Linked DNA regions of Mus musculus: regions 2 and 3 are each linked to region 1. Evidence: chromatin loops called from intact Hi-C (ENCODE). Cell type or tissue: left cerebral cortex. All regions are shown on one strand. Region 1 holds the start of Shroom2 (shroom family member 2). Region 2 has its middle 37 kb from the start of Gpr143. Region 3 overlaps Shroom2 (shroom family member 2).

Region 1 (5,000 bases):
GAGTAAGGCAACATTTTCTTTCAGTGTTGGTGACTGACCCCGACATAATTCACTTGCTAGGAAAATACTAAGGTCCATTCCAGCTCCATTATTGACGTGTCTATAAAAAGATAAAGAGAGGAGAGATATGTTCTATGGAGGTTTGGTGAGGTATGGAGGAAGGGGATGTCTCAGCGGGCCCATGCCAAGGCATCCCTTCCCCCTGAGGGACCAGCCATACGACAGAATAGTATAGAATAGAGTTTATTCAGGGCATGGGGAGGGGAGTTAAGAAGGTAGTAGAGGCAGAGAAAGGCAGACAAAGAGAGTAGAGAAGTAGAGGAGTAGAGGCCAGTCATGAGCATGTGGAGAGAGAGGGGGGAGAAGGGAATGGGGAAGAAGGAGGGAAGGGAAGCAGAGAAAGAGCAAGAGAGAAACAAGAGACCAAGAGAGTGAGGCAGGGGCAAGCAGCCCCTTTTATAGTGAGTCAAGCATACCTGGCTGTTGCTAGGTAACTGTGGGGCGGAGCTTAGACAGAATGTTAACAATCATCACATTTTCATATAGATTAGTTATTGATTAAAGCATGAAAGTTGGTTATTTATCCATTCCTATGGACAAAGCAAATTATACATAATTACCTAGGATTTCACCTCTTTTCTCTCAAAGAAAATAAATGCCAGATTATGGAAATGAAACAGACACCTTTAGCTCTTGCATCCATGGATGTAGAGGCTTCTAGGTCATCACCAGCAGAATATGCTTGCCTTCTTGAGTAAAGAAGTTGAATACTCAACTCAAGGAGCAAGAAGCCAGGAACAAAATATATCTCTGCCTTCCCAAGGGAAACTGAATATATCAACTAATACATCGTAACTTTAGGAATCCCAGTCAGATTGTGTGTCCTAGGTGTGGTGAGGGGGAGGGGGAGATGCTACTACCAGAAGTGTACAAGTCTGATAAAACTAGAGTTTTATCAGAAAGTTATCAGAAAGTTTTTATGTTTTTATTTTCTGTGGGGCCAGAGAGATGGCTCAGCTACTAAGAGCACTGATTGCTCTTCCAAAGCACTGGCTAGAGGACTTGGGTTCAAATTCCAGCACCTACCAGCATATTCCATCTGTTTATACCTCTAGTCTTAGGGGGATTTGATATCTTCTTCTTCTGGCCTCCACATGCATCAGGAATACATGTGGTGCATAGACCTGCCTGCAAGCAAAACACTCATATCCAGACAATAAATAAATACAAATTTTAAGAACTTTATTGATTTGCATGTGTGTGTTGTGGTATTTGTGCATGCACACACATAGAATTTTGTGAGAGTGTTTCTTACCTTCTTCCACCATTAAATGGGTTCCAGGGGTTGAACTTACGTTGTCAGGCTTGAGTGACAAGCAATTGCTGGGCTAACTCACTGGCCCTGTCACCTCTTTCAAGATTTTGATATTTTCACAAGATACCCAAGAAATAGAAGTCTAGGTGTGATGAGAGCAAGGACAGGTGTGGTCAACTTCGATACCACCACAAAACTTGGATGGATGGTCTACAGAGCAAGTTTGGACAGCCAAAGTTACACAGAAAAATCCTTTCTCAAAAAAAGAACCCCCCCCCAAAAAAAACAACAAAACAAGTAAACAAAAAAAACCCCACTAGCAACAAGAAATAATAGAAAGAAAAAGAAAACAAACAAACAAACAAAAAAGTAACCAAGACACTCTGTCTCTGTTGTGTGATGCATCTGGTCTGTTTGAACAAACTGACTAGAGTTGAGCTTCCCTATTCAGGCTTCACAGCAGCCAAGCCTAAAGGTGTTCTTGGTCCAGTGTTCTCTTGGTTGTCCTTGCTTTCACCTCCCAGTGCTATCAGGTGCTAAAAGTATTAGGATGGAACTGTTTGGGGAAACAGGAACCGCCTCCAGCTACAATACAAACATTAATGGAAAAAAAAAACTTTTCCCCTCTGTAAAACGTGTAAACTCCTATCAGTGTATACATTTCTAAGGTGGGCTCGTTTCATGGAAATGGAAAAGCAGCAAAGTATGAATAGGCATGGTGACTCATACCTGGAATCACAGCACTTGGGGAGATGCAGGCAGGAGAATAGAAAGGAATTCAGTCATCTGTGGCTACACAGATTTTGAGATAATTTCTAAAACTAATAAAATAAAAACGTAAAGAGTGGCAAACTTTCATTAACTTCAAACAGATAGTTCCTCCTTTTTAGAGATATAAACGCAGAACACATTTTAAGAACTTGTGGCAAGGGGTTGTAGCTCAGCTGGGTTTGGTTCCCAGCACCCACACGGTGAAGCACTCACAGGGGGTCTGATGTCTGCCCTTTTTTGGCTTCTTGTCTGGCACACACAGGCTGCTCAGACATACATGAGGGCAACTGCCTCCCAACTTGAGGTACAATTTTATGAACATAAAGGGTAGGAATTGGATGGAAGAAAGGCCTATTAAATTGTGACAAAAGTGCCAGCTGGGTGGATGGCATTTATTATGTTTGCCTGCTGGTACTACAGAAAGGAATTTGCAAGAATGAGAAGGCCCTCAACAGATCAGGTCCAGAGTCCCTTTGCTGCAAGGAATTGCCCGCAGCATTAACCTCAGGGCCAGAGTTTTGGGATGTGCCTGCGAGTGGCCCGGGGTCAGGCATTCTGGTGTGCTAATGGTTTTCGGAACAGCTTTTCCAGAGTCTTGGCGCTGGAGCAAAGGTGCGGCCATACAGGACAGCGGGAATGCCAGAGCTTCACCTGTGCACTTGCGGTTCACTGGCTCAAAGGAGGAGGCGCTGGGTCGATTCCGCTCCCAGTTGGAAGGGGCTGGCCTGCAGCTACTCGGTTCCCGATCGCCTCCAGGTCCCGCCTAGTCCGGTTTGGACACTTCCGCCACCTCACCTGTTGCAAGGGCTTTCCCCGGTGGCGCCCAACCCTCCCCGAGCCCATCGGCGCCTCTAGAGCTGGGCGGGAGGGACCGTGCGTGCGACCTCACGCCTGACCAGGTCCAGTTCGGGCAGGTTTCGCTGGTCTCGGAGAGCGCGCCTTAACCCCTAGCGGCTGAGCGCACTAGAGAAACCCCTTTGGACCTCTAGCGCAGTCAGTGCGAAAACCCCGTGTGCGCGCCCCCGGGAGCCGGCCCCTCCCTCTCCCCTGCCCATGCTGAAGAGGAGCGCGCCTGCTCCGCCCCCTCCCCGTTCCCCTCCCCGCGCCCTTTTCCGCGCTCCCTCCTGGTCCGGCCCGCGTAGCGCTTTCCAAGTTGCAAAGCAAGTTCAGCGGTGGCCGGCGGCTACTGTAGTGGCGGCGGCGGCCCAGCCGCCTGGAGGCTCCTAGGTGGTGGGCCGGTTCGTGCTTCCCGGAGTGCATGGGCGTGGGCATTAGCGGGTGGAAGGGCTGAGTGTGGAGGGGCTGAGCGCCCCGCGTCATGGAGGGCGCCGAGCCCCGTGCACGGCCCGAGCGCCTGGCCGAAGCTGAGGCGCCGGCGACCGACGGCGTCCGCCTGGTGGAGGTGCAGCTGAGCGGCGGCGCCCCTTGGGGCTTCACCTTGAAGGGCGGCCGCGAGCATGGCGAGCCTCTGGTCATCACCAAGGTAAGGCTACCCCGGGGTCTGCCCCGTGACAGTCCTGAGATAGTCCGGACCCAGAAGGCTGGTCGGGGTTTCAGGGCGCTGGATGGGACGTCCGGTTCGCGGCCTCGTTTTCTGGGACGCGTCTGTTGGGAGTCACCTGTGGGTGCTGGGTTCTGTTCAGCCATAGGTGTGTGGTTCCGGCTCCATCCTAGCCGCCCTCGGGCGGCTCCCAACATTGCTGGTAGTTTCAATGGCTCCTGTTCCGGGTCTCCTTCCCCTCCCCCTCTGGGAAAGGGCCTGGCAGTCCCCTGTAACTCCTGGCCTGTCCAGCGGTGGACCTACACCTGCGAGGCTGCCATGAAATGAAGGGAAAAAAAATTCCCAGGAACCAGGGAGTGGGTACAGCTTTCCCAACTTTTGTTTGCTTGTTTAGGGCCCCTGGTTGTCACCCTTTTGATCTGTACCGGTTTTCAGTCTGAAACTCCCTACTAGAAGCTGCTGCCAGGCAGTTTCACGATTCCCAGGAGCTCATCAATATTTGCTGACTTTCGGCTTCCTGTCCTACATCCACGCGCTCTGGATATCTACCAACACTTAATGAAACTTTTTCAGAGTGCTTTTAAAGTAGAATTTGAGTTCTGATAGTAAGAAAAGAGATCTTACTTGGAATTAACGCGTGTGAGTGTGTGTGTAGGTTGCTTTAGAATTGGTATTCTCTTAAAATGCAATCTATCCTGATACTTACCAACTAAACATGTATAAACTTGTATAAATAAACAACAAGCCAATCTCTCAGGTGTTCTGGTTAAAAGAAACTAGGGCCCTGTTCTCTAAGCAGAGTTGAGTCTTACCAGTCCTAAGGACAAAGTCTCCTTTAAAATGCAAATATTCCTGGCTCCTTAGAGGTGTTTGAAGGTGTGAAAATGACTTACAAATTTCCTTATCTTCCCACCCGGATTAAAAGCGTGAAGAATTAGGTGGCTCCACTGGTCTTGACTTTGAAAAGTGGTGTGGTGTTGGCGGCATTCAAACAGCAAAAGACCTCAAATCGATCAATCACCCCTCACCCTGTTACAAAATTAGCCACCATGTAATCTTTTATATCAAAGTGGATTCTTTTTTGTTTGATTGTGCCATTCCAGGGAATCCAAGCCCCAGGGCATTCCACATGCGAGGAAAGTTCTGTACCACTGAGCTTTATACCAAGTCCGAGTCTGATACACTCACTCCCCTTTTTTCTTTTCAGTGCTAGGATTGAAGTCGGCCTTGGCAGTACTAGGCAAGTACTCTTCTCTCACTGAGCTATCTACAGCCCTTATTTTTATTTTTATTTTTATTTTTATTTTTATTTTTGAGACAATGGCTCACTAAGTTTCACTAGCTTGCCTTAAAGTTGCAGCCCCCCCCCCCCAGCCACCCGAGTGCTAGTATTACAGGGCTGTACTACCACAG
Region 2 (5,000 bases), 49 kb before region 1:
ACTGGCCCACCTGGGGATCCATTCCATATATAGTCACCAAACCCAGACACTATTGCAGATGCCAGGAAGTGACTGGAGCCCGATATAGCTGTCTTCTGAGAGGTTCTGACAGAGCCTGACAAATACAGAGGCTCTGTAGCTAACCATTGGACAGAGCACAGGGTCCCCAGTGGAGGAGTGAAAGAAAGGACTGACGGAGCTGAAGGGGTTTGCAACTCCAAACGAAGAAGAACAATATCAACCAACCAGACCCCACCCCCCAGAGCTCCCAGGGACTAAAGCACCAACCAAAGAGTATACAAATGGAGGGACCCATGGCTCCAGCTGAATATGTAACAGAGGATGGCCTTGTTAGGCATCAATGGGAAGAGAGGCCCTTGGTCCTGTGAAGACTGGATGACCCAGTGTAGGGGAATGCCAGGGCAGGGAGGTGGGACTGGGTGGATGGGAGAACACCCTCACAGAAGCAGAGGAGGGGGAGAAGGGATAGGAGGTTTTCGGAGAGGAAACAGGGAAAAGGGATAACATCTGAAATGTAAATAAAGAAAATAGCCAATAAAAAGAAAAATATTAAAATATTAATTATTAGAAATATTAAGTAATATTAAAAGTATTAAGTAATTTTCAGCTCCTCCGTCTCTTCTGCTAAATAATCACACCTTCATGATGTTTCCTCCAGTGCCTCAAATTCTTGTGTGTTTAGAACTAAATAAAAAATAATCTTGGGCTCCTAAAGAAGGAGCTAGAGAAAGTACCCAAGGAACTAAAGGGGTCTGCAACCCTATAGGAGGAACAACATTATGAACTAACCAGTACCCCATAGAACTGTGTCTCTAGTTGCATATGTAGCATAGGATGGCCTAGTCTGCCATCAATGGAAGGAGAGGCCCTTGGTCTTACGAAGATCATATGCCCCAGTACAGGGGAATGCCAGGGCTAGGAAGTGGGAGTGGGTGGGTTGGGGAGCAGGGAGGGGGAGGGTATAGGGACTTTGGGGATAGCATTTGAAATGTAAATGAAGAAAATACCTAATAAAAAATGAAAAAAATAATCTCATTTGTCATAAGTTTCCAAGCATTAAAAAAGAAAAAAAAAAAAACATTCTTTGAAAATTTAAAAGGGGGTATTTTTGTTATGTAGGCAGTGACTATGTTTGTGACACAAACTCTTATTTGAAATGGACTCATAAAAGGAAGGTCACTCCAGGGCCAAAGCAGCTAAAGGATGACATTGTATTTCTGTGATTGCTTTTCTTGTTTCTTACATTGTATTATAATAAAAAATCATCTGGGATGACATGTTGTTTAGATAGTATTCAGCTGAGACTTGTGTTTTTAGAATCTTCCTCATTTCTAAAGTAATTCAAGTTCAGAGCATATGAAAGTGTCTTTGTTCATCTAACAGACACAACCCACAGATATACATGATTCAAATATCTGGATTATTTCCTAAGGGGAAGGGACCTTAAGAACATCCTCTTGTGTGTTTAAAATATGTGCAAATGTTTTCCTGGTAGGTGGAAACAGAAATCAAAGGATTGTCAAGAAAAATATGAAACTAGGTGTGGTGGTACACACCCTTAATTCCAGTATTTAGGAGACAGAAGTGGTGAAATTTCTGTGAGTTCTAGGTTAGACTGGTCTACATAGTGATTTATAGGCCAACCAGAACTACATACTGAGACCCAATCTCAAAAGTGTGTGTGTGTGTGTGTGTGTGTGTGTGTGTGTGTGTGTGTGTGTGTGTGTATACATCCTCTCTCCAATCCCTTGGGTAACTATGATTGCTAATCTTGTTTATCAGTTTGACTATATCTGGAATCAACTAAAAACCCAAATAGCTGTACAAATGTTTTCTTGATTAGATCATTTTGAGTTGAGAAGACCCACCCCAAATCTGGGGCCACACCTTCTGGCAGCCCACATAAATGGACATGGAAGAAGGAAGTTCTTCTACACACACACACATGGAAGAAGGAAGTTCTACACACACATATATACACATATATATCAGAATAAAGTGATCCTGTTACCTGTTACATCTTTTTATTTCATCTCTGTGCTCAACCCAAGGAGTCATTATAGAGCACACCCACTGCTTGTTTTAAGTCTGGTGGACATGAGTATAATACAGTCATTTCTGTTGGATTTATGCTCCCAAGGAGTTACCCCACCCTTATGAATGGTAGTTATTTGTGGAGATGCCACTCTTGTGGTAGCATCCAAGCAAAGTGGTTCTCAGTCTAAGCAATCCACCTTTAGGATTGAGTAATGAATGATCTGGCAAGATGTCCAGTGCAGCCAAAGATGTTGAGTTGTATAGCTGGTGTCTACACTCTAGATGGCAGTCTTACCTCACCTTTCCATTGTAACTGAAAATGGTTCTCCACTGTGAGAACTGCCCTTTAATAATCATGTTCTACTGGTTGGATAGCCATTATTGCACCAGTAGTATTGAGTTTTGTCATGGCATAAAGTAGACATAGTCAGCTGCCCTTAATACCTAAATTCAGCTTGACATTTTCAATGTGAAGTCTTCACAAAGAATAATCTGTATGCAGCTCTTCATGAACAGTTTTCCTTCCTGCCTCACCAAAAAAAATCCCTTACACCTCTCTCCTGTTTAGTACCAGCTTTCCCATTGGTCCATTTTCCATGTGAGCTGAGCTAATGACTGTCACTTGGCTTGCTTTCTTAGGATATCATAATGTATAATGGCCTCTCCACGGAATTCACATCCATGATAGGTATTGTGATGTCCAATGTAGTGCAGACATGGCAGTAGGACTTCTGAGAAAAGCTCTCACAGCAAAAACACCATACAATAGCAGCCACAATAATTCTAGCATAAAATTTTGTTTTTCTAGAACCACTTCAGTACCATAATCTATGTTAGTCAAGGTTCTCTAAGGCAACAAAATTAATAGGATGGAGTGTGTATGCGTACATGTGTACACATACCCGCAAGCCTGTCTGATGTGTATGGGGATTTATTAAGGTGGTTTATAGGATGTGGTCCAACAATGACTATCTCCTGATGGAAAGGCCAAAGCATCAGTGGTTGTTCAGTTGATGAGACAGGGGTCTCAGCAGTCTCAATCTGATGCTGAAGTCTTAGGGAAGTCCTAGAGAGCTGCTTGTCTTCAGTATATATTGGAACCTCAAAGAAGTGGGTTCTAATAACAACAAAGGAATGCCTTAAGAACAAAATACATGAAGTTGCCAATGAGAGTGAGGGAAAATAACAAAACTTCCTTCTTCCATGTCCATTTATGTGGGCTGCCAGAAGGTGTGGCCCCAGATTTGGGGTGGGTCTTCTCAACTCAAAATGATCTAATCAAGAAAACATTTGTACAGCTATTTGGGTTTTTAGTTGATTCCAGATATAGTCAAATTGACAATCAAGATTAGCAATCATAGTTACCCAAGGGATTGGAGAGAGGATCCTGTAGATAAGAGCACTGACTATTCTTCCAGAAGACCCAGGTTCAATTCCCAGTATGCACATGGCATCTTATAACTGCCTATAATTCTAAACCTAGGGTGATCCAATGTCCTCTCCTGTCAACATGTGGGCACCAGGCACCAATGCAGTATATAGACATACAAGTGGACATGCATCCATACCCATAAAAATAATAAGCAATGTTAAAACATTGTTATCCAACATAAATGAAAATCTATCAAAAGGGAAACTAGAAGAAACAGAGAGGGGAATAGAAGTGCAAGATGAAGGAATGACAGGAAGTGAGGAGGAACAACTAACACTTAAGGTAAAACCATATTGAAACCTACTACTGTAGAGACTTAATAAAATATATACATATATGAGAGGGATCTAAATGGAGACACCAAATAATAGTGGAGAGATTGCCCTAACAAGACTCTTAGGCCACCAAATAAACTTTCCAATGTCAAAGATAGGTTACATCTTATTGAGTTGTTGTCCAAAGGATCCTTTGAAAACCCCCAACATTATAGGCTATTGCCAAGGCTATTGGTTACTATCTACAACCTAATAGTAAGGCCCTATTGATGAAGACAAAACTTACATATGCTATCAAAACAGAGAAGTTGAACTGGTGCCTAACTAGGAGCTTCACTCCTACTAACTAGCAGTCATGTGCTGGAGAAAGGCCATAATCAGAATCTGCAAGCTACAAAACCTGCAAGCTATATGACCTGCCTTCACTATATACTGGTACAATTCTAGCACAAATGTTTAGGTTCAGTTTGTTCTTCTCGCTTAATATTATTGTTGACTTTGAACAAGGATCCTATTAGGGTTTTAATAAAATCCTAGTTAGGGTTTTATTGTTGTGAAGGAACAATATGACCCAGGAAACTCTTATAAAGGAAAACATTTCATTGGGGCTGGCTTACAATCTCAGAGATTTAGTCCATTATCACTGTGACTGGAAGCATGGCAGCATGCAGGCAGACATGGTGCTAGAGAAGGAGCTGAGAGTTCTACATCTCCACCCAAAAGCAGCCATAGGAGGCGTTTTCCACACTGGGTGGAGCTTGAGCACTAGGAGAACTCAAAGCCCACTCCCACGAAGACACACTCCATCAAAGCCATTCCTACTCCAACAAGGCCACACCTTCTAATAGTGCCACTCCCCATGGGAGCAAGCATTCAAACACATGGGGGCCAAATCTATTCAAACTACCACATATCATAATACATTTTATTACTCTAAACCTCCATATAGAACGTTCTCTTACAGCTTGGTGATGGGAAAAGAAAAATCTCCAAATGGAGTTTGTCAATACAGGAAGCAGCACACTGGTATGTAGGTTTTCTGCATTAATTTTTATCCACTGAGCAATTTTAGTCAAAGACTCTTTTTCCTACCCTGGCTCCACCTGTTGTCACGTGATAAACCACTGCTTCCTATTGTAGAGGACAGAATTCTCTGAGACATGAAACAGGAACAAACATCACTGAAACTCATATTGCTAACTTAAGAGTTGAACTAACCAATAACCCCCCAGTAC
Region 3 (5,000 bases), 65 kb after region 1:
ATAATACTTGGAGTTTGTAGCATGTTTCAAACATCTCAGTTATATCCTATAGTTGACCTAGGGTGTTTTCATCTTTTGGAGGCAGGGTCTTGTATCCCATACTTATATAGGATGACCTTGAACTGATTCTTCTGCCTTCATCTCCTAAATGCTTGGATTTTACAGGCACTTGCCACCACACCAGACTTTAATCTCATTCTGACATGAACAGAGTGTAACAACAGTGCTCTGTGAGTATACTTAGTATTATGAGTTTGCAACATATCTCCATTTTTATCTTACCTTTTATCTTCCTGCTTGTCTTTCCTGGTTGTACTGAGTGTTTTCTTTTTGTCCATTCTCCTTTCTCTTCCTTCTCTCTCTTTTCCTTTCCCCTTTTCTTCTCATTTCCCAATTCCCTTAACTTTCTTCTCCTTTTCTGTCCTTTCTTCTCCCTTTTACTTATTTGAGGTACGATCTGTGTAGCTCAAGTTAGTCTTGAATAGAATAATATAGTTGAGGGTGACCTTGGACTCTGGATCCTTTTGCCTCTTACCTCTCCAGTTCTGGGGTTGTGGGTATTTGCCACTATGCCTTGTTGTCCTGGTAGTTTTTTTTTTTTTTTTTTTTGCTTGCTTTTATTGTTTTTTTTTTTTATTAATATTTGGTCTCACTGAAGCCCAGACTGGCTTGGAAGCCCAGACTGGCTTGGAGCTCCCAGTTCTCCTTAATAAGCCTCCCAAGTAGCTGAGATTACAGCAGTGCATCGGCAAACCCAGTTTAAGATAATCAGGTTTTGGAAAACCAAAGTGAGATTAAAGAAAAATGAGTGACTTTTTTTTACCAAATCCTGTACAAACAAGTCTTAAGTCCCATTTCCTGCCTCAATGTTTTGTAAACCCTCTTTGACACAAACCTTTTTCTACCTTGCCACCTGGTTTTCTCTTCCTCTGTGCCATCAGGGCTGTGTATCTGGTAATGCATTTACCTCAGAACTTTTATCAATTAGGTTTGGGTAACAAACCATACAGAAATTAGAATAAAGATTGCTTAGTACAAATCAGAATTTGGTGAATTGGCTGTGTTATATTCTGTCTTGTCTCTTTATAAAAACAAATTAGAGCAGTTGCCATAGAAACCAGAGGTCTTGCAAAGCAAGACTGATTTTTTTTTTTTTTTTGGTTTTTCAAGACAAGGTTTCTCTGTGTAGCTCTGGCTGTCCTGGGACTCACTCGGTAGACCAGGCTGGCCTTGAACTCAGAAATCCGCCTGCCTCAGCAAGACTGATTTACTCTATGCCTGTGGCTCTTGATTTAAAAAAAAAAAAATTCTCCTGCTCATGCACCTATAGTCACAGTTTCTCAGGATGCTGAGGCAAGAGATTGCTTGAATGTGGTAGTTTGGTGCTAGTTTTGACACTATAATGTGGACTCATCACTTAAATACTGTATAGAATCATTAACTAGCATTAGGCTATTGTTTTTGTTTTTCTTTCTTTTTTTTTTCTTTTTTGGACCTGGCATTAAGAAGGCAGAATCTCCAGGGTATGTACAAAAAGAGAAATCTGTCTTCCCTTCCTCAGCACCCCAAAAGCTTGGTGGTGGTGGTGGTAGAGAAAGAGGGGGGTGGAATGAGAATGAGACTGTGTGTATGTTTGACGCCTGACTGTCTTCTCTAGATAGGGAAGACAGTCAGGGCCACAGGCCCAGAGGCAATCAGTAAAATGTCGTCCTGTGCTGTTCTTGAAGCTCACTAGGAAACTGGCTAGGATGCCCTGAAACTCACTAGAAAGCCATTTGAAAGTTGTTGCTAAAACTCACTGGGAAACTGCTGAAGGGGTGCTAATGAAACCAAGAAAGACACTTTTGAAACTATTGTCACTAGGTGTACCACAGGACTGCCATGTCCCACAGGGCTGGCAGAGAGGAAAGCACGTGAGATAAGGAAGGGAAACCAGTCTTCTCTTGGTGTCCCTCCAGTGCCCTCTGCTGACTGTACTGAAAAGGTGCTAGTTGTGACTTTAGAGATGTTCCCGGTGTAGGGTATTGTTTCCGAGCTTGTGTTTTACTGTCATTGAGATGTGAGTCTTGGCTTTGGAGAGTCAAATCAGGGTGGTTCTAGGTTCTTCCTTTTTCTGACACTGCTTAGGCCCTATAGATAAGCTTTTTTCCCCCTTTTGTTTTAGGTTTAAAGTTGTGAGTTAGGACATTGGATTGCTAACTGGTGGTGCTTTGCAGTACTGAAAATATGCTGTTTTAAAATCCTTTGTTTTTATAGAAATAGAACTTTCTCTAGAAATTTTTTCTGAGTTTATTTTTTCTGTCCCTGGGTGTCTTTTAGGAAGACTGTATCTGGCACTATTTAGAGTACAGTCTTGTCCTGATAGAGATTTGACATTGTCCTGATAGAGATTTGCCAGGCTTTTACCTCATCTGGGGAAGAGGTCACCCATCATCATGAAAACTGTGAGTCCTTGCTGTAGAATGTAAATGGCTCTCTGGTTCCCAGTCTATCCTACCTGGCTGCTGAGCCTGCCTCTCTGTCTTGCAAAACTTTGAACCAATGCCTGGTTCTCACAGTCAGGAGAGCAGTCAGCTCCTTTTTGTTCACTAATATCTATCTGCTCAGCCTCTGGATCTCTTGGGAGACTGAGGCCCCATAGGTACTTCTGTTTTCCATTTTCGTGTCTACATGACCCTGCCCTTGCATCAGAACTTGTCACCAATTCATTACCTTCCTTTAAAACATTTCATTTACCTGTCTTTGTCACCCCATCCAGGCCACATTTGCCTCTCTGTGTCTTAGGGCCAAGTATAACCTGAGCCTCATTTCAGGGATGAATGGAAGGATTATTAGACCTCTATATTATTTTTCCCTGAAGTCCCACCTTAGTGGCCTTTCCCAACCTGTTAAATACCCCACCCCCGGCCTGAGTCAAGCTTCCTTTCTGAAGGAACTGAGAGCAAACAGAATGAGTAATGGATTTAAGAAGATGGGGAGGTTATTATCCTCCTGTGTAACAAAAGGCATGGCCTGCTCATGCACTTTAGGCTATTCATTGGAAGGGAAAATATTCTGGAAATAATTACAGCTGATAACCTGCAGGTGTGACTCACATTTTGACGTGTGATCTTAGACTCATAAAACAGCAAAGTTGCTCTTCCCTATTTCATTCTGATGACTGGACATGTGGGTATATTCCACTTCTCCAAGCTCAGAATTTGACTTCAACGTGAATGGTGAGCTAGGTCTTCTTCCTTCTATCACCAGAGTCCTGCTTACCTTAGTTGTCTTTACACTATAAAAATAACTTCTGTCAAGAGCACTGAAAAGGCTTCAGGGTGGGTATTCATCACGGCTGCAGTGGTCCCCAAACTTGTAATTCTCCTACTTCAGCCTCACGCCCCCCCCCCCCCCCCGCAATGCCAGGATTTCAGGTGCCTACCACCATGTCTGGCTTTTGCTGTTCTATTCTTTTTGTTGAAGACATTTATTTTTATTTTCACTACAAGGTTAATATCCTGAAGTAGTTGTTTTCATCATAAGTTTACACTTGACTTCTCTGCCCTCCCTTACCCACCTCCACTACCTGAAGAACAGTGCCCACGTTCTGCTTCAAGGTCAAGTTCTCAGTCTTCTCACCTTCTGCCAGGATCCTCCCACACTCCTGTGTATTCTTTACACTGTTTCCCCTGACTCATCCCTCTGGCATGCCTCCATTTCCTGCCTGCATGTTTCTTCATGTCAAGACCTCCATGGAATGTCCTCCCTAATGCTGCTGTATTCCTTTCAAGCCCTACACATTTTGTTTGTGGAGCTTTTACATCAGCACTTTGAACCTGAAGTGAATATGGCCCTTCATATTTCCATTATACCAAATTACAATGTTTCATCCACAGTGCACCTGGTTACCTATAGAATTTATATTCTTTTGTCTTCGCAAGGCTTCATTTTTTAATTACAGTAAAAAATCTATAGTTTTGCATTGGTAGTTAAATACACACTCTGGCCTTTCCTTACAAACACAGGACTACAGTATAAAAAGTATCATGTGGCAATTCTGTTTTCTATTTTTATTTGTTTGCTTGTAGCTCGGGCTGGCCACAGACTCATAATCTTTTCTCTTAAACTCTTGAGTTCTGGGATCACAGATGTGTACCACCCATGCCTGAGTCACTCTTTTTTTAAATGTTTTATTTATTTTTATTGGATATTTAATTTATTTACATTTCAAATGTTATCTCCTTTCCTGTTTTTTTCCTTCTAAAAACCACTATCCCATCCTCCCTCTCCCTGCTTCTATGAGGGTGCTCCCCCACCCAACCACCCATTCCCGCATCCCTGCCATGACATTCCTCTACACTGTGGCATCGAGCCTTCCCAGGACCAAGAACCTCTCCTCCCATTGATGTCTGACAAGGCCATCCTCTGCTGCATATGTGGCTGGAGCCATGGGGTCCCTCCATGTAATCTTTGGTTGTGGTTTAGTTCCTGGGAGCTCTGGGTTTATGCCAGAGCCTGACAAATACAGAGGTGGTTGCTTATAGCCAACCATTGGACTGGCTCATTATTCCTTGAAAATTGGTGCCAAATTTAAGTTGGTTGTCTAGTACAAGCATGAATAATTAAGTCCAACTTGAGATAGCATATGGGTTTAGTATAGAATGGAAATTCATAAAACATTTTCTTTTAAAAAATTATATATCATTTTCTTATACTGGTCTGGAAAAAGATGTCATTCTGTTTTGTACAAAGTGAGTAGCAGTATTCACATAGCAGGGCCAAGCAACTGAACCTGATTTATGAGGCATGATGAAATACTGTGTGTTAGATGTTGTCAAGGATCATTTCACTGCTACAAAACAAAGCAGAAAATACACAACAGGATGGACTCCTGGTCCTTTGAGGCCAAGGAATTTATCCAAATTTGGTGGAGGGAATGGTTGATTTGTCTGTTGAGCACATACATGTAGGACTATTTCAGCTACCAATAGAAAACCTTAGAAGGGGTTTTGTATATC

Evidence for each region. Peaks named below come from ENCODE experiments on the same cell type or tissue, not always from the same donor. Only the 100,000 strongest peaks of a DNase experiment are listed, where the experiment ranks them.
Region 2: it touches region 1 in a loop (2.5-fold over the local background); 4 of 42 quality-filtered maps call a loop at or near these places.
Region 3: a loop joins it to region 1, with 4 times the contacts of the local background. A loop is called at or near these places in 7 of 42 quality-filtered maps.

What each region holds. Positions count from the first base shown.
Region 1 is chrX:152,767,855-152,772,854 of GRCm38, reverse strand. It overlaps Shroom2 (shroom family member 2), which reads left to right and starts at 3,369. Exons shown (of 10, transcript NM_001290684.1): 1 at 3,369-3,569. The coding sequence starts at 3,405. In left cerebral cortex, CTCF peaks have their summits at 3,013 and 3,509; DNase peaks (open chromatin) are centred at 2,871, 3,143 and 3,607; H3K4me3 peaks cover 1,964 bases.
Region 2 is chrX:152,816,542-152,821,541 of GRCm38, reverse strand. No RefSeq gene overlaps it. Among named protein-coding and RNA genes, the nearest start is that of Gpr143, 37 kb to the right of the region's middle. In left cerebral cortex, a CTCF peak has its summit at 2,336; a DNase peak (open chromatin) is centred at 2,313.
Region 3 is chrX:152,702,516-152,707,515 of GRCm38, reverse strand. The region is part of intron 1 of Shroom2 (shroom family member 2); the gene reads left to right. Among named protein-coding and RNA genes, the nearest start is that of Shroom2, 64 kb to the left of the region's middle. In left cerebral cortex, a CTCF peak has its summit at 1,973 (motif pointing left); a DNase peak (open chromatin) is centred at 1,936.